Linked DNA regions of Mus musculus: all the other regions are linked to region 1. A link is a loop called in an ENCODE intact Hi-C map of the cell type or tissue named here. Cell type or tissue: left cerebral cortex. All regions are shown on one strand. Region 1 holds the start of Gm2824 (a long non-coding RNA gene). Region 2 overlaps Basp1 (brain abundant, membrane attached signal protein 1). Region 3 overlaps Basp1 (brain abundant, membrane attached signal protein 1).

Region 1 (8,000 bases):
GTGACTTAATGAACATGGAGTAATTTCAGGTCATATATCTATAAAAATAGCTTATCATATTTCATAAATATTTACAATTATCATGTATGTGTGTCTTAGGTAGAGTTTTACTGCTGTGAACAGAGACTATGACCAATGCAACTCTTTTTTTTTCTTTTTTCTTTCTATTGGTTATTTTATTTATTTACATTTCAAATGTTATCCTCCTTCCCAGTTTCCCCTTCACAAACCCCCTCCCCCGTATCCCCCGCCTTTATGAGGGTACTACCCCCACCCCCACCCACCCCCACCTCAGTGCCCTAGTCTATGACCCCCTATGCTGGGTCACAGAGCCTGCACAGATCCCCTCCCATTGATGACAGATAAGGCCATCCTCTGCTACATATGCAGCTAGAGCCATGTACTCTAGAGCCCCCATTGTACTCTTTAGTTGGTGGTTTAGTCCCTGGGGACTCTGTGACCTCTGGTTGGTTGATATTGTTGTTCTTTCTATGGGGTTGGAAATCCCTTCAGCTCCTTGGGCTGGCTTACAGTTTCATAGATTCAGTCCATTATCATCAAAGCAGGAACATGGCAGCATCCCAGCAGGCATGGTAAAGGAGGAACTAAGAGTTTTACTTCTTTATCTGAAGGCTGCTAACAGAATAATCACTTCCAAGCAGCTAGGACAAGGGTATTAAATCCCACACCCACGGTGACACACCTATTCCAACAAGGCTACCCTTCCAAATAGTGTCACTCCTTGGGCCAAGCATGCACAAACCATAACAATGTGTGAAAAATTTTAAAGTAGCCCTATGATGCTCAATGGGTATTGTTGTTCTATTAGTTTGATCACATTGAGGCTGGCATTTCTGGAATTCTCCTTTTGCTTTGCTTGGTCATATTTCTTCCTTTGTGGAGACAAAATGGATGCAGCTGCTTTCAACATTACAATCTGAATTTGAGACCTAATAGAGAAGTGCCCCCCCCCCCGCGCAAGATTATGTCAGGAATGTCTTATACCAGGTGCTCATATCAAGAAATCAAAATTTTCCATAAAAAATTTGGCAAGTATATACTCATTTCTCCAGATTCCTATGTAAAGCATACCGACACTCACACTTGCAAGGGAACATGAGAACTTAGGTTTTCAACTGTTTGCTCTAGGTTGATAATTGATGAGCAGCTTAGAGATATGAGAGTATGAACTAAAAATAGTGTATGTTTATTTGAAGAAAGATATATGAAGATATATATATATATATATATATATATATATACACAGAGAAAGAACTAGATAGATAGATAGATAGATAGATAGATAGATAGATAGATAGAATATAAATATACAGGATGACAAATTATATATGACTTGATACATACAGATAATAGATAGACAAATGGATATATAGAATATAGGTAAAGATAGATATACAGACAGTAAATGGATAATGGATGGTAGAAAGATGATAAAAGGTAAATGGATGCTAAATAGAAGAAGAATAGATAAATGATAGATTAGATGATAGATAGATGATAGATAGATTGATTGATTGATTGATTGATTGATTGATAGATGAAAGGTAATAGATAATCCAATGTAGATAGAGCATAAATGGGTGTGTACATGTGTTTAGTTGATAGGTAGATAGATATAATGATATAAAGATATGTAATAGATAATTCAAGATAGATAGAAGATAGAAATAAAAGGTAAGGTATATGGATGACAGATAGACAGCTAGATGATAGATTATTAAATATAGATCAATGATAGAGATAAACAGATATGATATATAGATGATAATAATAGATAAATGGTAGATAAAGTAAAAATCAAGAGAGAAGCCATAAAAGAGGTAAAGATTGTTCTTCTATTTCTTAGAAAGGGGACAAAATACTCATGGGAGCAAATACGGAGATAAAGTATGGAACAGAGACTGAAGGAAAGGCCATCCAAAGACTGCCCGACCTGGGGAACCATCCCATATACAATCACCAAACCCAGACACTATTGTGGATGCCAACAAGTGCTTGCTGACAGGAACCTGATATAGCTGTCTCCTAAGAAGTTCTGCCAGAGCCTAACAAATAGAGAGGCAGATGCTCACAGCCAAGCATTGGACTGAGCTAGGGTCCCCAATGGGGTCCCCAATGGAGGAGATGGAGAAAGAACTGAAGGAACTGAAGGGGTTTGCAACCCCATAGGAAGAACAATAATATCAGTCAACCAGACCCCCCAGACCTCCGAGGGACTAAACCACCAACCAAGGAGAACACATGGAGGGATCCATGGCTCCAGCTGCATATGCAGCAGATGATGGCTTTGTCCAGCATCAATGGAAGGAGAGGTCCTTGGTCTTGTGAAGGCTCAATGCCCCAGTGTAGGGGAATTCGAGGGCAGGGAGATGGAAGTGGGTGAATGGGTGGGGGAACATCCTCATAGAAGCAGGAAAAGGGGGGATGGGATAGGAAATTTGCGGGGGCAGGAAAGGGGATAACATTTGAAATGTAAATAAAGAAAATATCCAATAAAAGGAGGGAAGAAAGAAAGAAAGAAAGAAAGAAAGAAAGAAAGAAAGAAAGAAAGAAAGAAAGAAGGGAGGGAGGGAGGGAGGGAGGGAGGGAGGGAGGGAGGGAGGGAGGGAGGGAGGGAAGAAAAAAAGAAAGAATTAAAAATAAACAGCAATAGAGCAGTAACTGAGATGCATATACACACACTCTCTCTCTCTCTCTCTCACACACACACACACATATACAATTAATTGTGAAAACTAAGCCATTACATGAAGCCACATATGAATTCTGCCAAGTTACTCCCGTTGTGCACCTGTGATGGATACTAAGAGCATCCTCACTGTGCCTAGTGTCACTATTGCTCAGGGCAGACACAGTGCTTAGAAATCCCGGTAAATGTTAGACACCAGGTTTTTGGGATTTTTTCCTATAAGCAAATCAAGCTAAGCACAAAGCAAGAACTCCTCTGAATGCCCAAAGTTTAAAATCCTATACACTGTGACCAGTGAAACAATTTCTTCACATTCTTAAACTAGAACTTGAAGGGCTAAGTCTTTGCAGAGTCTGTGTCATTTACCTTGAAATCACGTCTAGGCACGGTACATGACTTGCCATTATTACCATTCCATCATTTCCTTCAGGTAAGTGCAGGGCGTGAGAGCATAGTCATGTGATCAGGACAGCAGCTCCGAGTTCTAGGACATCTTTGCCCCTTTTCCTCCCAGGCTCCCCCATAACTTTTAAGTCATATGAAGGGACAGGCTGTTGCCTTCTTTTTACAAAGGTGAATTGTATAAAATATTCTTTTGACAACACTGGCTGCCTAAGTAGATAAAAAATAATTCATTGCAGAGCAGCCCACAGTTAAGCAAATCTTATGTCCTTTGAGGAGAAATTCAATGAAATCTCTCAAACTTTTCTATAACGAGAGTTGTATAGAAAGGGTTAAACATCATATCTTCTCTCAACAAACCAGATTAGACTGCAGAAATCTTAGAAGTGGGACTCTTTGCTTGGCTTCTGTGTCCATCACCAAGCCCAGAGCCCCCAACACATATTAAGTGCTGGTAAAGTAATTTCACATTTAGTGAGTATCAAAATAAGAACAACCAATGTTTTGGTTCAGGTATTTAAACTATAACGAAATTGGCTTGTTTCCCATGGAGAGTCAATTCCTGGACTTCATTCTAAGGACAGAGCTCGAGTTCGAGATCATTAAGCTTTCCAGTGAAACTCCTAGAAGAAATTTATACAATGAAAGCCGAGGCAGGCACACACTGGCCCATACATCATGCGCACGGTGTCGCTGAACAGCCTTTTGTCAGATCGTTCAGCCCTGGTAAAATACATTTTTCTCAGAGAGGATAAAAGGATTTTCCTCAGGGCCCTCATGGATTTGCTGCCCCTAAGAAGTAGAATAATACAATCCCTTGAAGAAAGGGATTCTATAAAATCATGTTTCTTTTAAATTTTTATCTATACAACACAATTACAAATTTTAAGCATTAAAAAAATGAATATAATATGATTCTTACAGCTGAGAAGCTAAGATGTCCACTTATAAAAAAAAAATCGGTTTTAATACTCAGATCACATGTGAAACAGCTCACTGTCAACACCAGGGGAGGCATTTTACATAGAAGCAAAGGGAAGGCAAACAAGAATCTCAAGTCAGCCCTGCGCGCATAAAAGCTCCTTTATTGTAGGGTCTTCTCATTCAGCTGTATTTTTATCATCCTGCATGAGGCTTAGCCAGAACGGCATGAGCCATGCGTGAGTTGCCCCGTGAGTTTGAACACATAAGCTGTACTTGATGTCAGTAAAGCCACAGGAGAGCAGGCTCCTAGCACACAAGTGCAGCCCCAACACTTTCCATTAAGGCAGTTTATTCCATTGAATGAAAAGGAAGCACAGAGAAAAGCAAGCGAAAGGAACAGCAAACAAACAGACAGACAGAAATAAGTCAGTTCCGAAGCAGCAGGCTGACGCGTTAATTGAACATTACCTTTTCCTCATAGAGAGAGGCACGCATCACGGTCATTTCTGTCTTTTCTCACAGTGCTGATTTCCAACCCCCAGCTGAGCAGGCAGCTGTGCTGAGCAGGAAACTGGTGTGCACAGCGGGAGGGCTGCATCCTAATGCTACTCCCTGAAACTCTTGCTTTATTTCGGTTGCCCTGTTGTCATGAACAATGCCAGACACGTGCAAAGATGTCCTCTTTCCCCAGTGGTGGTACAAAGATCACAGTGATGGGTTCTCTAAAGACTTCAAATGCCAGCACCACCTCACTTTTATTGTTATTTTCAATGTAGCCTCCAAAGAGAAGGGATTGGCTGCTTTTCAGGGTGTTTAGAGATTCAGGAGAGCTCTCATTAATCATATCATAACAGAAGGGATAATGGCAAAATAGACATGGAAGTTAAAGCATATGGGAGGAGAGTTGATTGTTCCTCCCCTCCCCTAGCCAAAGAAAGAAAGACAGAATAAAGGCAAGAAAAAGAGAGAGAGAGAGAGAAGCTGCACAGTTGCATACCAGTTTTTCTGTTTTTTCCTACATTGTAATATTGGAATGCTTATCATTAATAAAAGCAGAAATTGTAACGTATATATATATATATATATATACATACATACACACACACATACACACACACACACACACACATATATATATATTTAATAAATGTAGCAATGCAAATCAGTGAGCTTAAAGTAAAGCCGCATTTCTTTAAAATCCCTTGAGTCCAGAATTACTTTCTCTCTGTTACTATTCAGTGACAGTAAAAATGCTTCAGTGTCCTCTGGAAGACACATGAAATGAAACGTAATTATAGGAGAAACACTAAGCGACATAATGGCTGCAATCGCTAGCTGCAGGGCATGATGGGTTCTATGAGACTGTCACACATGAATCAAGCATGTCACCTCAGCAGTGGGATCTGACGAAGCCGAGCCTTAAGAATCAGAAGAGGCAATTGTCCGTTTTTCTGAAAGTATTAAGCATTACTATTCATTCCTAACATACGGAATTCCATATAAATACCTCCTGTGTCACTGTCAATTATAAGGACTTTGGGGCTTAATTCTTGAAATCATGTTTAATTGTTTTGGACAACTTTACACATCTATTTTATAGTTTCTAAGTAATTGAGTTCTTTATCATAAAACTATCAGGCATGAATGTCAGTATAAAAATATTTATTAATAAGATTGATTCCTAGGCACTTTAGGGATTTTGCTTTTTTATGTTCCCTTAATTATACATACAGATAGATAGATGGATAGATAGATAGATAGATAGATAGATAGATAGGGAAAACACAAGGGGTTAAATGCTAACATTCATAAATTTTTATTTAAATATGGACTATGTTACTAATAGATATTTAGAAGCATATAAGTTTTATACCCAGAGAATTTTATCACTTGAACTCAAAACAAGATTACATACAATGAAAAAAAATCAAACATAAATATCACCAGCACGTAATCACTCAGGAAATTTTCCTTGTACATCAGATAAATGTTCCAACCAAAAAGATCGGAGAAAATAGAAAAATAACACACAACGACTGTGGTGCAACAGATTATCAATTGATTTTGCCTAATGCTGAGCATCGTTATCTCATTGTGGATGTTAAATCACTAACTTTGTAGAGTCTTGCAACCCAAACGTGTCGACTTGTCTTTTCAAAAACCCATTGTGTGCTTCCTACAAAGAGGAAGAACTTACCCTCGAAGGAAAAAAATCAATATTTTATCTAATAATATTTCTTAAACCAGCATTCACCGTTAATAGCAATATATTGAACTCTAATCAAAGATACTACTTATTCTAGAAAGTAAATACGATTATTCTTAAAACCTGAGTAGAAAAGAATCTTATGTTAGTATTTTAGAATTGTATCTTTTATCATGTGCCAAAATAATTTCAACAAAGTCATTAAGCTTAACAGCGGAATTGGACTTGACAATAGTGAAGACGTATGAAGATGAGGGAACACGCACACAAAGGGAAAGACTTGACCTGATGAACCATATAAAATTTTAATGTACTAATGGTTATTTTTCACTTTTAATTGACACATGTTTGCACATCATTAGCCAAGTATGGTAATGTGATACATATGTACAATTTTATGATCCAATCCATCTCCCCAAACACAGTACCTGTGTAACGGCAATGTCTGAACGGATTTCTTGTGTCTATTTTGAAGTATCTAAGAAACTAATGACCTTCTCTGTAAGACACCAGAACCATTTCCCTGTCTAGCTATATTCTGTTCCCTATTCCCAGCCTCTTCCCTCCGCTTCCCGGGCCTGACTGGCAACCCTCTCAGTTTCTAAAACAAGTCTATAGTTTGCATTTTCACAAATGAGTGAGAAACTAAATAATATTTTAGACTAGACTATGACCGTATTACTTGAAAACCTAGCATGGATGTAACGAGAAACATACGACTTCTGTTAGGCAACTGACAAAGAATGTGAACAGAAACTTTAAAAAGGCAAAGGTTAACCAGACAGACACAGGAAAAGGTACCAAACAAGTACCAAAACTCAAATTCAATTAAAATTAACATTCCACTACCACTTATTAATTAATTTTAAATATGTGATACTCATTAGGTCAGATTGGTACTTGCCAGGAAAATATGGCAAACATATATCCGAATGATTACTTGTTCGATGCTAAAATTATATATAGGTTCTTTCTTTTCAAAAAATGTAGTATCCTTAAATAATGCTTAATATAGTATATATAAAGACTAGGAAAGTCCAAACAGTAGCTAAATGTCTAATAAAATAAATCATTCAAAAGTGAAAATGAAATTTGATCCTGGCAGTATGCAGAGAGTGAGGCTGTGAATGCTACCACAACTAGACGATGTGTTTCCATGACCGGGTCAAGACCCAGGTAAGGACACAAGGGATCCACAGAACTGAACATCCCCTTCCTGTCCTAGCCTGCCTATGTACACTCACCTCCACAGAAGCATTGATCTGACTCTCACCTCCTTCAAGTATTTGCAAGAGAGCCAACAGCTAAACGGACCCATCTGTTTGACAGTCTCCAATTCAGAAATGGTTCCAACTTTTTCCCACCTATGAGAACTGGCTTGCCTAAGTTCTTGCAAAAGAACTGACCCAAGAAACCCTGTCTCAGCACTGAAACTACCGTAGGGCCTGTGCTGGATGCCCTTCATTTCAGCAAGCTGAATCCATCTTATTCTGCTGTACTGAACTATGAATGGCCAATGGCAGATGCCCTTCAATAGACTGACACTGACCATCTCCATGTTGAGTACGATGCAGCCACTTCAATATGAGCACGCAAAATAGTGAGAGACCCACATGAGAGATAAGGAAAGAAAACAGAGTGCAGGGGTTTAAAATACTACTTCTATTTATTGGTAATCCTAGGAGTTCATAATTTTTATTTCTATTTCCTCATATTATTGAAGTTTCTAAAAATTGTAAAAATAGATAAAGAGAATAG
Region 2 (8,000 bases), 340 kb after region 1:
CCATTCAGGAAAAAAAGGAGAGAGAGAGAGCTTTTTCTTCACTCCACTTCTTGTAATTATGATTCACCATAGTGAAATAACCCACACTGTTTGAAAGTCAGGTGTGGGAAAGAGTAGTATTCTTCAGTCAAAATTCCTCTCACCATTCTATGCTAATTTCCCGTCTGGGTTACCATTAGGAGTTGGAGGAGACAGAAAAAAGAAACAAACACAAAGATGACTAAAATACTCTTCCTAGTTTCAAGAAAGGTCTTTATTATGTCATCCAAGGATCGTTCTTATATTTCTTAAAAATAGGGAAGAAGAAACGGCTTGGAATCCTAACCCACTTCAAACAACTGCTCCTATTTTTGGTAAGACCAAATATAGGTGGTGAAACCACAATTAAAAACATTTTTACCACGAAGCAATAAATGAAAACATAAACCTGACTAATGAGTTACATAGTATAGCACCTCCATCAAATTCTTAGACACTTCATCATGGCTGATGTCACACACAACTTGGAGCTCCTGCCCCATGTTATGGTTGATGCATTGGGCTGACTTGGGAAATAGAAAACCTGATAAGTCTGTCTACCTTTAGATTCTTCTCCCAACTCTATAACAGAAACCCATACACCAACCTAGAAATTACGCCCATGAGGCAAAGAGTAAATGTAGTCTCATTGTGAACGAAGAATGGAGTGCTGGGTTCTGACACCCACGGTATGAAATCCTATATAGCAATCCCCAGAGGTTTAAAAGTCCTGCTGGTTTACAAACCTAAAATCTAAGTTACTAAAATTGTTTTTCTGAAGCAGGATTAAAGCCCCGTTCTAGTCTTTGTTTTAAGACCAGCTGTGATTCTTTTCTTGGTAGAAATCGAACAGACAAAATCAAGTTGTAAGTAAAAGACTGTGTCTCAATAAGGTCAATTATAAAAAAAAAAACAAAAAAAACCCACAAACACAAACACCCCCTGCTTTCAGTTGATTTACCTGGGAGGATTTATGAAATATACTAGAGTACCAGGAAAGCAGTTGTCTGGTTATTTCCCAGGAGAATAAGAATACCCAGAGGGGCAAACTAAAGTTACAAACTAAAATCAAAGTATCCAGAAAAGTCCTAATCCAACACGATTTACTTAAATTATTCAACCTTCTCCAGAGTATCCGACAATGGTGTGCCAGTACCTGCCTCCTTTTACTTAGAGGAAAACTAACTAGCTGAGTTCATGAGTTGTCCAATAAAACAAAGGCCAAAGCCCACAAGAATGTGTTAGTACAAGAATCTCCACCTAGCAGATGAAAGGGAAACTCTACCCACCAAGAAGTTGATCTCCAATGTAGGTCCAAGCCTAGGAATGTTACCTTCCTGGACTCTGAGGCAGGACCTCCCAGAATAGAGCTTGGCGCTTAGAGAGCATACAGGCTACAGAAGAAACTTTGTAGCCCCTCTCTTTCTATTTGCTAGTGAAATGCTTTTATCAGATGCTTAAGAAATGAGAGCTGCCAAGGAACATGGGCATGGGATTGAATGAGTCCTCTCCTTTCTATAAGCTCTGTTTTGGAAGGAAGTTATTTAATATAGAAAGTTGGAACACTTGGGTTTAGAGGAAAGAAAAAGAAAGATCCAGGGCAAGAGAGATGACAGTTTAGAGGTGCTTGATGCTTGCAGGGACTGCGATTGGCCCTACAACTGAGTGCCTGCAATTCTGGCACTGGGAAGGTAGACTGGGATTGTCTTGAGCAAGATAGCTAGACTGGCCAACTCTGCCATTGAGGGAACCTTCCTTGAAGAACATAGTGGAGAGTAACCCAGGAAGACTCTGAACATTACCTTGGGCCGCCATACAAATGAGCAAACATTCGTGCATACACATTTGCGCATACACATTTGCAAGCACGCCATACATGTAGACACGTGAGAACGGTGGCATGATGGGAGAAACAGGCATCTCTAGTCAAGAAGTAACCTATCTTGGACGTTACTTAAGCGTAATCCAAAGTGACACCCAAAGGGCTAAGCTTGCCCCTGCGTTTCCTCATGCTAGGATGTCCGCTAGCAATGAGTGGGACCAGGAAAAGCATGGGCAGATGCTGAACGCATGGACTGGAGTTCTGTGTGTTCATGAGGACAAATAGGAGAGTTCACCTCTGTTATCACCTCTGTTCCTGAGGCTTTTGAAACCAGATACACACACACACACACACACACACACACACACACACACACACACACACACACACACGGTTTCAAAAACCCAGTCATTCCCAGTTAGTTTTCTTTCTCTGCCTCTTACTTGCAGATGGAAATGTAAACTCCCATCCACTGCCTACAGCCATGCTCCCTGCCATGACGGTCACGAACTCTAACCCTCTGGGAACACAAGCCCCAAATTAAATGCTTTCTTTTATAAGCTGTCTTGGTCATATTGTACTATCACAGCAACAGAAAACTCGCTAAGCCTACAACCTTGGCAATTAATCCTTAGCACTTGGGTCGTCTTGAAACAGTTTCTCACGGGTCTGGAACTTGCCAGTTTGGCTGGAGTGGTAAATGGTGTCCCAGAAGCCTCCTCTCTCCCCAGTGCTGGTATTACAAACATGCCACCATGCCTGGCTTTTACCTGGCTTCTGAGATGGAGCTTGGGTTCAAGTAACTGACCCAGTCATCTTCCCAGCCCATTTTGTGACACATCTAGCACCATGTTTCTTTAACATTATCATGCCCGAGAAAGTACATAAAGAAACGTCTTCCTAGCCAGATAGCTCAGGTACAGTGATTTCTTTTTTCCCTAAAAGCAATTGGAAAAAGTAACAAATATTCTAAAAATTATGCTTCAGTTCCTCCTCTAAATCATATATGAGGACTTTTGGGGTGACAGGTATATCTTATAGGAAAAAATTATGTATAACTAGTTTTAATTTTATTGGGAGGAGAAATGTGATCGTTTATATTTGCACTATAGCAAACCTTAATGATAAGTTGGTTCTAGATCCTGAGAGTTTCAATCAGGAAATTTTATAGCTACAAAAAAATTTGAATATTTGCATAAATATTTATCTTTTATGTTTACTCAAAACATTGGGAGATTAAAGGTGACAAATATTTCGGAACTTACAATGAAGGCACTCTCACAGAGACAGTCTGAAATGTTTTTGTAAGTCTTTATTGCTTTCTCTCCAGGAAGCCTGCCAGAAACCAGGAATATATATATTCCTTAGCTGTTCATATTACATAAGTTGTGCTTATTTTGAATACAATCCTCAGGACACAGCAGGCCCCAATCAGCTCTGTGTAATTCTCACAGAGCCCAGAAAGCCTCCCCAGGTCTCATAAACTACAAGGCCCTGCTCACCTGGAAGAGACCTCAGCTCATAGTTTTCAGTCTATCAGTACAGTCAACTCAATACAATTCAATTTTACTTTCCCCATCTTGGAAAATAAAGGTAGCAAGGCCAACCTCAAAGAACATTCAGGGGGGAAATTAACTAACTATAAACCTTTTCTTTAAGACTTGTGACATTCAGTATGAAGTTGGCTAAAAGTGACAAGACTTAGTCGTTGAAAATGATTATGAATCTGAGCAGAGCCTCTCTCTTCTGGGTCTCAAAATCCCTGACCAGTAAAGTGAGGATATTAAACGTTTGCTCAATCCTAACATGAGGAGGGCAGTGTGAATGCTTATTGCACTATATAAAATGCTATTAGGATAAAAGGATAACACTATAAAGTTCTATGTGCCTGCGATCACAAATCTAAGACCATTTTTCTCCCTTAAAAATTGGATTGACATCATCTGGGTTGTTATTATGACGAACTGTCTCTGGCATGGGATCAATATTTGTGACGCTTGTTAAAAACTAGCAATGAGAAAATAGTCATTGCAGACTATCAAAAAAAAAAAAGTTAAAACTTTATGAAACCTGGTCTAAATATTTGCCAAGGAATAGAATGCTTTAGGGATCTCAGTTACATTCCAGAGATATTTTTTAGCACGGTGCGTCAGTTTGTGAGTCAGAACGAAACTTCACTGAGTACATCATAGATGAAGTCATAACTGTGAGAAAATGCAGGTTTTAACGGCTTCCCTGGCACGTAGCTATCAGTAGGGCTCCAGTTATTTATAAGAGACAGCTGTGTCCCCGCACACTACTTTAGTGTGTCCTTCTCCTACCATCCATGGTCCTGCTCAGCAGGATTCACCCTTTGCCAAGGGAAGGGACCTGCTACAGCACGTGTCCTTTCTGCTACATGCTGGTTATAGCCTTTGAAAACCATCTTAAGTAGAAGGTTGGCTAATACAATCCCACAAATTGAGGAATTAAGGGGTCACTCAGCTTAACGTTATATGGAAATGTTAAAAAAAAAAGGTAAGTGGGAAGAGGTTTGGGGTCCCAATTTCTATAATATATGCACCTAGCTCTCCCCCCCCGCCTCTCTCTCTCTCTCTCTCTCTCTCTCTCTCTCTCTCTTGACTGCTAACCTAATAGAAACAAAGAAATTCAAAACAAGGACAGAACCTACAGAGCTAAGTTAAAACAATTTCCTTTACCCAATGTTCTTATGAGAACCATTTAAATATATAAGGTCAGTTTTCAATAATCTAAGAGGAACAAAAAAGATCCATTTCCTGAATATAAAATACACTTGCGGAAAAACAAGGCAACTCTCGTGAATGTAGGAACTATCACTCTACAGCCACTTCCTCTCCCATCTCTTCCAGAATGGTCCATAGAGCAGACATTGTGTGCACAGCCTGGGGAACACATGACCCATGCAAATAGAGCCCTTCTGTTTTCTCAAGTTGTTTCACAGGACGCTAACTCTGAAAGCTTCCTCACATATAGAAGCATGTTGTATCGACCAACAGCTTCCTCCCAGGAAATCGACAGCAGTGAATAGGATCACCTGGGTAGCCCAGCAGACACCCTTCCTTCTCTGAGCATCTCATGGCTCTTCCGGTCCTAACCACAGACTCCAGGAACCACAAAGCAACATAGGGCGACCATCTCATATATAACCAGGGTGATTCTCTCTGGGTGGGGCAGGGAAAGGGGTTGACAGTATCTTGAATTCTATGAAGAGAAGAGAAAAAGAAATCCCTCCAAAGAAATGAATGCTAAGATTACAGCATAAACGTTTTCTGAGAGCATTCTCATTCCTTCCATAGGTCTAAGGCTTAACACACAAAATACCTTTGACCTTGGAAGACACTGTCTTACATTTTGATTCTAACTGAGCTCAGAAGCCTGGGGAATTATTTTCTCAGGAAAAATATTTAGTTCATTTCTAAATACCCACGGCCTCTCTAATAGACTCGGGAATGATGGAATTGTCTAAGAAATTCTTATCCACTGAACTTTTTTTCTTTTTAATGAAAGGCTATTATTTCTATATTTACTAAAGTAGAAAAGCCACTGACAGTCAGAAAGGGGCAGCACTTTAGGGCTGAGAACACAACTCAAGTGGTACAGAATATTCCAGGACCCGCTGTGTGAGGTGGTAACAAGCCAATCATCGCAGCACTCGGGGTTTAGAATCCAAGGCCAGCCTGGGATGGAGAAGCCCGTGCCTAACACAAAAATGTTTTTTCAAACGTTTTGAAAGGACAACATTTTGTAAGATTTTGTTGGACCTGTAAAAGCAGAGGATCTAGAAGAGCAGTTGTGGCTTTTAAAGCTACTGGCCTTGCTTGGAGAAGAGCAAAGTCATAGTGACCTGAAGCATGGTTAGGCCACAGCTTCTTTATTTGCACATGAAAGCCAACAGGGGAGAAAGTCTTCCAGAGAATGGCAAAGAGCTGCTCATTCTAAGAGAAGCCAAGCCTCTAACCCTCCTGATGCCATCTTTGGAGGATGCTCTGCTCCGCACGCAATCCACTCTCATATTTATACCTTACAGACACTAAAGTCACAGACAGGAGCAAAAGCATGCAGCAGCGGAGAGTTGAAGCCTTGGCTTCATTTTTAACAAAAGCAAAGGCCACAGTGTTGGGAACCAGGAGATCCAGCAGGGCCTTGCCTTCATTTCTAGTCACCTTGGCCATTGATACATTGCTTTGGTGAATGGAAACAATGTGACCCAGTTCCAGGAGTAAAGAACAGTGACTGTATCCATTCCAATGAGGTCCCTCAACCTCTCCCAGTAGTAACCCCCTACAATGCATGGCAGGCCTATTATCTGGACCTTTTTTTGGGTTTCATCAAGAGAAATGCAACAGGATTGAGGGCCTAGCTCAGCAGCTAAGTGTACATGCTGACCAAGCACGAGGACCTAAGTTCAAATCCCCAGATCCCACCTGGAAAGCTGAGAATGGTTATACATGTGACTGTAATCCCTGCTCATCGGGGAGAGAAACAGGAGGATTTCTGGGGAGTGGTGGAGTAGTGACATCTTCCACTGATCTCTTTGCAGGCACAGGAGTTTGTACATCTGCACAGGAATGAGTGTATACATCAGGTAAGTTCTCTCATACACCAGGTACGTTCTCTCGTTCTCTCTCTCTCTCTCTCTCTCTCTCTCACACACACACACACACAGAGAGAGAGAGAGAGACACAAATACAAGAGTTTCACAGCTTTACAAACAAAAGACCTACATTCTTATAACATGTGACACTTCATAGCCCCATGTCCTAGGACAGTATCTGACCCACATGGAAGCCACCATGGAACTTGTTGTGTGGTTTCCTGATACACTGTGAGTTTCCTGGAGCTGTGGTTCCCATGTGGTTTCTCTGATTTTTGATGGAAAACACATCCAGTGGTGTGTCGGCATGTCGATGAGGGAGAGTGGGAGAACTAGGGGTTAAATCCAGCAGTGAGGAGCAGAACGGGAGCGGTATTCACTTTAACAAGCCGTCAGCCCTTTGAAAAAGGTCTAAAGAACGCTATGCAGTGAAGCTTCCTCGAAGGCCCTTGGACTAACTTGGGTCACCCAGCAGACCCCAACCTGACAGCATGCAAACCGACAGCGCTTACACGTGGATGTCTTCTGGTGTTTGCATGCTAGGCATGTGGATGAGCAATGCCCTTTTCATTTTAGCAGAGTTCCTTGGTCCTATTTCCACATCATAGTTTTTAGAGTGACTGAAGAACAGAAGCCCCAATCGGAGCACAGCCCTTCTTCAGGAGATGCCCAAGTGCATTAGGAGGCAAATCCAGGGCATTAGCTAACACACACCATGATATGCCCAATTCTATTTCTCATAACATGCTTTATCTTAATTCTACGCCATGGGTTAATACAGCTTTGTGACTTAATAAAGCTCGTTGCTGTGCACTAACCAGCACACACTAATAGCACAAGGACAAGAAAATGGCTTTAAAACGTCCATGTGACCCAAAGGCTACTAGGTATGTCTGTTACTTCGCAGGCTATCTACATTTGTGTCTTCTTTCTCTGCACTAATAACATCTAAGCACTTCTTACATAAAACAGCTGCCAAACACTGCAAAGTTCCTATTTTGAAAATGCAAATTTGGATTAGTTAGCCACTTTAACTAGCATCAGCAGAATAGAGTCCTTAAGTGTGACAGCAAACATTATTATGCAGACGACTCCATATCTGCAGGAAGACCCAGTGAGAATATGCAGCAGCCGGTTCTGAGACTAGAGCGTTATTTCTGGGTTGATTTCAAGATCATCATGTGGCACACACAGAAGTAATCTTCTGATTGGGTTTCTATCTTATAATCAGTAGAAAATATGTCTGCCAAGGAAGGCTGCTAGGTACCAACTCTCCTTTCTTGACAAAGTTTGGTATGATAACTTCGGTATGATAACTACATCCTGGGACAAGAAACTGTCAATTCCATTAACTTAGAGCTGCAAAGCTAAGCAGTTTTAGATACCAGAAAACCAACTACTGACATTTTTTAAATCAATATAAAGTTACAGTGGGCTCGTGAGTTACATCTGCTTACACATTTATCACAAGTTGGATTTACAACCACTCGGAATGGAAGAATCTAAGCTATTTGTCAAAGCTAGTTGGGACTGGGTGTGGTGCTG
Region 3 (8,000 bases), 330 kb after region 1:
AAATGGCTGTTCTGTAGAAAATTTTAGCTAGTGGGGAGTTTGGAAGCTGAGAAGTTATGAGGAAGTACTCGTGGTAATCTGCAAGAAGTCTAGTGGTCACGTAGTCCTAACGGTCATGAAGATGACAGTTCTCATTGTCACGTAGATGACAGTCCCAGACACGTGGACTATGAAGCATGAAAAAAGGCAAATCAAGGGTAAACTGAATGACTTCATTTGCTTATCTGCAGGCTGACATTCTCAGTGGTAACCCTTGGGAGACTGAAAGGGAAACTGTGGGCTAATTGGAAGTTTGCCTTTAGACAACTTTGTTTTTTTTTTTATAAAGACTTCTTTATTTATTAGGTATACAATGTTCTGTACTGCATGTATGTTTTCATACCAGAAGAAGATATCAGAACCCATCATAGATGATTGTGAGTTACCATGTGGTTGCTGGGAATTGAACTTGGGATCTCTGAAGAGCTCTCAGCCTGTGGGCCATCTCCCCAGCCCAGCCTTTAGACCTTTAACCTTTAAGGATCTTAAACTTTAAGATCCAGGTAAGATATCCATGTGGGGGACTTGAAGTGAGTTCCATCTTGAACTCCAGCAGAGAGGGGTCTGCACTCTAAAGTCATGCTCATTGGATCTTAGGAACTGAAGTGGTAGAATGGCTGCCAGTTACTGGCAGACAGCAGACAGGCTTTGATTTTGTTTGTTTGTTTGGTTGGTTGGTTGGTTTGGTTTGGTTTGGTTTGTTTTTAGTGGGGAAGAAGCGGCGAAGGAGGGAAGCAATGGAGGAGAGATAGCACATGAAAATGTCACATAGAGAAAACAGGTAAGCAGCAAAAAATGAGATTTGCCTTTGAAGATAATCTGTCTCAAAATCAGCTTAAAGAAAATGAAGAGAACTATCCCAGCCTCCATTGTCCCCGTGTTCTGGAAGCAAGTGTGGGTGATGGTGACGCCTGCCTTTAGGGGCGTTTAGACACTGTAGTAAGAAGCCCAATCTTCTACCCTCGCCACAAGGCCTCCAGGCAGGCTCAACCTCCAGTTCTTAGGCAAGCACGAGGCTCAGAGAAGTCAAACCTGTTTCCTGGCCACAGAGGTAAGTAGTAAGCAAAGAGTTCCTGCAACACCCACTCCCTCACCCGCTTCACGCAAAGGTAACTTATTATTCTCTATATATCTCAGATATCTCAGTAATGTGATTAGAACATACTCAGAAAAAAACATCTTGGCTTTTCATGTCCCCTGAAATAATACTTTCTCTATATTGTGCTATTTTAAAAATTTCTCACAAAGTTGCCTGTCCTCTTAGGTAGCATAAGTCTCAATTCCATGGTCCTTTTCACTATATTTTCAAGAAAACATTAAGTACCATCTTTCCGTTAAATATTCCTCCATAACATAAATGGCCAGGACGAAGCTCCCGGTTCACTTCTAAATGCTTTATTCTGTCTACTTATGTGTTCACTTATTATCGTGCTTGTGTGTAAAAGCACATGCCAGGACTCTCACACAGCAAGATGGAGGACAACTTACAGGAGATGGTACTCTGCGTCCACCATGTGAGTACCAGGTTTCAAACTGAGGCCATCATTCTCACTAGCAAGTTCCTTTGCTCACTAAGCCATCTTCTAGCCCTGGTCTCAACTCTTGAAAGGAACCAAAGCTTTCCGTAGAATAGCTTCCAAACTCTTAGGCGGTTTGTTCCAGGATCGCCGTGGATGCCAAAATACGAGGATACTCGAGTCCCTTGTATAACGTGCCTAATGTTTACACACAACCAATGTGCATCTGCCTGCATGTGCCCCATCTCTTCTAGACTACTTGTCAAAGCTAAGGCATTTAAATAATTGTCACCATGCAAGATATAGGTACTAGAGACAAGAAAAAAGTCTGTGCATGTTTAGATAGAATTGTTTTAAAACCTATTTTCAGTCCCTGGATGGTTGAATGTGCCCATAAATATGAAGGGCTGACTGTGTGCCATGAACCAGGCCTTATGAAATATATCCCTAGCAACTATGTTACTTTTTTTTTTCATTTTTCCTGATGATGTGAACCTCAGAGATATGAAATGAGTTTTTTTTTTTTTTTTTAAGCCTTAGACCAGTAACACTAAGCTCAGGTCGATTATGAATCTTGTGAATATCATGCTGTACATCTCTGAACTCCAGATAAGGGTTTTTCATCCAGCTTTGACCCCACTTCTTGCCTTCCATAAGAACTGAAGAATCAGGACTACCGCTCGGGAACGAGATGGATTTCTTCATTTTAATATGTCAGAGATCCCCGCCCTCCCCACCCCCCCAAGGGTCTCACACTGTCGTCCTAGCCTGGAATTCACGCTGTAGTCCCTCTTGCCTGGCACTTAGAGATCCTGCCTCCTAAATTTTGGGATAAGAAATGTAAGCCTCTAAGCCCAGCCAGACAAAGATTCCATTTGTAACCGAATGGAATGCCATTTAAGAACCACTTCTCCTCCTTCTGGAAACAGCTTGTGGTAGAACCTTCTAGAATCTTTTTTGAAAAGCATTCCTGTGTGGGAACCATTTTGAATTGCCTTACATTCTGAATAATCCTCTATTAATCTGCCCATTATCCTTACAGATGGATTCAGCTAGGAGAAGGAAAGTGGACAAAACAGTTTAGTGCCTAGGAACGTCCAGAACAAACAAAGTACAAAGCTCCACCAAGCCAGAGGAATGGCACACTTGAATTGTATTTCAGATGACACATCTGGGGTTGGAGAAATGGCTGTATGGTGAAAAACACTTCCTGCTTTTGCAGATAACCTAGGGTCAATTCCCCGCACCCATGTGACCGCTCACAACTCCAGTTCCAAGAGATTCGACTCCTCTTTTGGATACCATGGGTACAAGTGTAAGTGCAGGCGTGACAACCATGTACATGAAATAAAAATAAAGGAATGTATAAAGAATGGTACATTCAAGGGGTTTGTAATTGTTTATCGTCCTAGTCCAATGTAAGCATGGAGCCCTGGAGCAGACAACCAGGGAGTAAATGGAACATGATTAATCAACAGAAAGTAAAACCTTCAAGACAATGTAGAGAGAACAGTAAGCAACAAATAAAAGGTAAATTTGTTATACCAAAATTCCAACTAGCCTCAGAAATGTAAGCGACTCTCCTTATATGTATTCTAGTAGTTCATCTTCTTGCTGGTATATTGTGTGTGTGTGTGTGTGTGTGTGTGTGTGTGTGTGTGTGTGTGTGTGTATTTATTTTGAAAAGCTAGAATTTGCTCTGAATACCAAGGCAACTTCAGCTCCTGGAAGCAAAGGCGGCTGAATAGATAGCAAGCAAAATACAGTCTCTATTATTCTTAGCTTTAAAAAAAAAATTTTTTTTTTAAATACCCTCTGGGGAATTTGCATACTAGTCAGACTTCAGTGCTGAAGTGGGTGGTTCCGGCTGAGAGCAAGCTCTATTCTTGGATGTCTGCGCTGCGGCTGAGCAGGACAGGGATTGCTCAGTGCCGCTACGGACGGAGCCTTAGAGTCGTTTCTTTTAATGGGGTTCACCTGTCAAGTCCAATTTCCCAAACCTGAGCAAAAAGCCCTTGTAATGAGGCACGCTATCCTTTTCTTGGCAAAACTCAAAACCGGGCTGTTTCTGTCTGTCGGCCAAATCCTGAAGCATAGTCTTGCGCTTCCATTAACGAGATTGCGTTCTCTTCAGATGGAAGGCTCAGGAATTTCTCTCATCTCTTTTTCGCCACCCCCCCCACTCCCACCCCCACTTCTTTTGTTAGCAAAAGTGTGTCACAAGTCAACACACTTTCCTCAAGGCAAAACAGGTGCCTTCCTTTCTTTCTCTTCTTTGAGTAGCACTGTCATTATGTGGCTGAGTTTCAGGTTATGTGACTCTTAGCTACTCTTACTCAAGGCTTCACCATTCCATTACCAGCCAGGAGTCTTTGGTGCCTATTCAAACATTTTCTATCTGAATAAACTCACAGCTTAGAAGGCAAAAAGATGGTGAGGTTGCTAATGCAGAGCCTTTCTTTCTAGTGTTTGGGCTTCAGGATTTTAGACTTTTTATCAAAATATCTACATCATTTTAGAAGTCAAACAAAAATACAAATAAATTAAATTGGTTTAAGGTCTTAGTTGTTTCTATATACAGGGGATCTTGTAAGCTAAATATTCCTCATCTTAATTAGTATCTGAAATTGGTTAGTGATTAATAGAGTATACATTTTTTATGTGAACTACCCGCCCCTTTTTCTTGAGAAAGCTTTAGTCCTTTAAATCTTGGACAATGACCGGAAAGCTTAATGAGAGAAAACAAGTGAGTGTTCTGCTAAATGATCCCAAATCTGAGTGGGGTAATCTGTCCCTCGCCTCCTGGAATTTTAACACACTGACCTGAGAGAAGGAAAAGGAAGAAGAAGAAGAAGAAGAAGAAGAAGAAGAAGAAGAAGAAGAAGAAGAAGAAGAAGAAGAAGAAGAAGAAGAAGAAGAAGAAGAGGAGGAGGAGGAGGAGGAGGAGGAGGAGGAGGAGGAGGAGGAGGAGGAGGAGGAGGAGGAGGAGGAGGAGGAGGAGGAGGAGGAGGAAGTTAGATAATGCCAGTTGATTAATACGTTGCACTAAAAGTGAATCTCCTGAGTTCAGAGGAGAAAACTCAGGGAGAGTATAAAATTACTTTGGTGCAACAACAAAAAATAACAAGAAGCAAATGTGATGTTTGCAATGTCAAAAACAATATGGAAGTGGGGAAGGGGCTGGGGGGTGGGACACAAATGTGTGTTCTGTTGTGCTGTGTGTTCACGGATACAATGGCACTCGGATTGTTTCCAAGCCGTGTTGTTTCTCAGTGTTATTCCCTCTAGGAATCTCCTTGAGTCAGATGTGCTTGGACGCATGCAGCTAACTGCTCTTAATAGCATGGCACTGGGAATGAGAAGGAATGTACTAACCCGGCCAGTCCCCGGCCTCTGAGGTTTCATATCCCACTGAAAATGTTGTCATTAAGAAGTCAGAAAGCATATAATCTCATGATGAAGAATGGCTTATTTCAAAACTAATGCCATCCCAAACCTTCACGGAAACCTGCTGCATTTCCCTTTCTGCTTCTCCGTCAGCTGCGGTGGAGGGGTTGAAAGAACGACGCCCACCATTGTAAAAGAGCCATCCCCAAGCTAAATACTTTAAATATCAACTGCTTGGCAGAAAAGGGGGCGGGGGGGACCTGCCAGTTCAAATGATACTAACCATAGCTCTTCTTGAAAAGCTCCTGTTGACTGGGAATGGTGGTACGTGCCTTTAGTCCCAGCATTTGGGTGACAAAAACAGGCAGATCTCTGTGAGTTTGAAACCAGCCTGCTCTGTATGCTGAGTTCCAGATCAGCCAGGACTATATATAGGACTGTGTCAAGCAAACAAACAAACAAACAAAACACTCCTAGTGTGAATCCCAAAACTACTGATGACGCCACGCCACCATGATACATATTTAAGATTGTCCCCTAAGAATCCAGTTTTCAATATTGTGCAAATTAGTTAAAATAGATATCAGATCAAATACACCTGCAATGTTACTGTCCAAAGGCTGGACTGAATCTAAATGATGGTGATAGATCTCACCAATCCTGAAACAATGCCAAAGGCCCCTGGGGTATATGTAACATTTGTGCAGCTCAGTCTCCATGTAGCCCCTCCCCCAACAACTGGAGGCGAGGCTGTCCCTAAAGCTGTAACCTGACTGTGGTATCTGTTCCCCAACAGGGTTGCCTCATCTGGCCTCAGTGGGAGCGAATGTGCTTGCTTTGGCAGAGACTTGATGCACTGGGGGGCGGGGGGGGGTATTTAAGGGGCTCCCGCCCTCTCAGAGGAGAAAGGAGGGGGGATGGGGAAGGACCGCTGGGAGTGGGGACAGTAATTGGGATGTAGATAAAAATAAAAAATAAATTGGTAAGTTTCTAAATAGATATTTTCTCCACTAAATGAAATAATTGGAGTTTGTTGTATGTCAAACTAACATCTAGAAGGAACACTATGAAACTGATGCTCCATTCAAGCCAATCGGGTGGTGGATTTTAGTTGTTACATTGTGGATGTTTAGTTGTTCCATTGCCTGCCTTGGTAAGGAACTCGAGGTCCAGTGCTCTAATGTATAACCGTTAGGAAATAAATGACTAGATGCAGCTCAGATTTTAATGATGCCACACCCTTCAGCGCATAAGCTGAAGTGTGTCACCTTACTTCACGTATCCCATGCAGTGACTCTGGATGGTAAATGTTATCCTGAGGAACCCCTGTTGGCTCTTCTCACCCCAAATTCTGTGAACACTTTAATTAAGATGGTAGGTGGAGAAAGTCAGTCTGTTAAATATTACTTCCACCAAAGCATGTTTCACAGCAATAAATGAATGACATTTAATATTCGTAACTACTCCACAGTAGTTGATAAATTTAATTCATTTTGCAAAAATAAGTATTTTTCATTTTAAAGATAATTTGTAATCTTATACACATCTTCCAGTTTGTTGAGTCTGTTGCCTCCGTAATACACAACCCCGCCCCCACATGATTTTATATATTTGAGGGCAACTGCACTTGCTCTGGATATTCCCTGCTGTTTTTCTTACCTAATATAGTTGGCTGGTGGCTAATGCTTTTACATATTCATGTGTGCTGTGCTGTCATGCAGTAAGAGTTCAAAATCATTTCACTGTAAAAGCAAGAGGTCCAAGGGCTAGACGTGATCGTAGCACGGCCTGAACTCAGAAAGTCCATTAAGCTAGTCCAACTCCACCATTTCTGCTTCTCCAGGTGTGGTACTGATTCCAGATACTCAGAAAACATCTAGAGGGGTTCTCTCTCCTCTGTATGCAGCACACAGGAATAGAATCAGGCTGACTCGGACCCACAGGACCATGTGCACATGCGCATTTCACAGCCTTCACAAATTCTACCGGAAACTGACACTCTAAAAGATGAACCTGTCATGTATTTTTCTGGGCATTTCTCTCCGATTCAGGTCTGAGAAATCTTTGCCATGGCTAGGTCTCTTTCTTTCTTTCTTTCCTTTCTTTCTTTCTTTCTTTCTTTCTTTCTTTCTTTCTTTCTTTCTTTCTTTCTTTTTTTCTTTTTTTTTTTTTTTGTGGTTTCCAGTATCGGATTGGAAAACACCCAAGCAACTCTCTGAGAGACTCGAGAGACAATCACCTCCTTTCTTACCCTCAAGAACTGATGTGCATGCCGAGTCTGTACAAAAGCCACCTTTCTCCAGCCTCTTTCCCCATGTGTGGCACAGGGGGACCCTGAGCACACAGACGGTCACTATTCCAGTAATGGGGTCATCAAAGGGTGACGGCTTAGCACATCTGCCTGTGGTATACATTGCTAGCTGGCACGTGCACAAACTTCTACATATTTCAGCTATCAAGGGGGATCTTGTCTTACAGATCACAAGTTTATGCTCCCTTGAAGCCAAAGCAAGTGAGGTCTGGGTAAGGTGGAAGCAGCTTTCTCCTGGCTATTAACCCATCACGGCGTTCGGGTCCCTCGCCTACCTCTGGTACCAATTGACCTGCAGGCAGGGCAGGCCTAGATGCTGGCCCACCGCTTCACAATTTATACACATAGGATGTTTCTCAAAGATTATAATATTCTTCCCAGCCTTCAAGACACAGCTCTTGGTTGTCATTTAATATTTCATTCACAATATTCACTCTCTTAAAGCATTAATAACCACACCCACACCATGGTTGGGTGTGAATCCTTAGACGGTTTTTCCTGTTCATCTTAGGGGATAGTGGTCTTGGATTCCACTGTTTGGGGTGTTTTGTTTATACCTATATTAGTCAAGAACACTTGAGAATCCTATGTCTTACCTCAGTTCAATTATACTCAGGAAAAGACACCTACATTACCGAAAAGGAGGGGAAAATCAAGCCAAAAGCCAGTTACTACTTTTTAATTGTTTAACTTTATTACTGTTGCACCATTTATACAATTACATATAATTTCAATGCATCCATTGT

The links. Peaks named below come from ENCODE experiments on the same cell type or tissue, not always from the same donor. Only the 100,000 strongest peaks of a DNase experiment are listed, where the experiment ranks them.
Region 2: it touches region 1 in a loop (2.1-fold over the local background); 6 of 42 quality-filtered maps call a loop at or near these places.
Region 3: it touches region 1 in a loop (3-fold over the local background); 6 of 42 quality-filtered maps call a loop at or near these places.

The regions. Positions count from the first base shown.
Region 1 is chr15:25,022,722-25,030,721 of GRCm38, forward strand. It overlaps Gm2824 (a long non-coding RNA gene), which reads right to left and starts at 202. Exons shown (of 5, transcript XR_001781655.2): 1 at 1-202. In left cerebral cortex, a CTCF peak has its summit at 4,103; DNase peaks (open chromatin) are centred at 3,256, 3,748, 4,291 and 4,585; H3K4me3 peaks cover 2,154 bases; H3K27ac peaks cover 2,084 bases.
Region 2 is chr15:25,365,669-25,373,668 of GRCm38, forward strand. All of the region lies in intron 1 of Basp1 (brain abundant, membrane attached signal protein 1), which reads right to left. Among named protein-coding and RNA genes, the nearest start is that of Gm36555, 37 kb to the left of the region's middle. In left cerebral cortex, no CTCF peak of the experiment used is centred here; DNase peaks (open chromatin) are centred at 587, 3,207, 4,036, 4,884 and 3 more places; H3K27ac peaks cover 6,145 bases.
Region 3 is chr15:25,355,351-25,363,350 of GRCm38, forward strand. It overlaps Basp1 (brain abundant, membrane attached signal protein 1), which reads right to left. Exons shown (of 2, transcript NM_027395.2): 2 at 7,927-8,000. Among named protein-coding and RNA genes, the nearest start is that of Gm36555, 27 kb to the left of the region's middle. In left cerebral cortex, no CTCF peak of the experiment used is centred here; DNase peaks (open chromatin) are centred at 3,430, 4,919, 5,090, 5,603 and 2 more places; H3K4me3 peaks cover 506 bases; H3K27ac peaks cover 1,767 bases.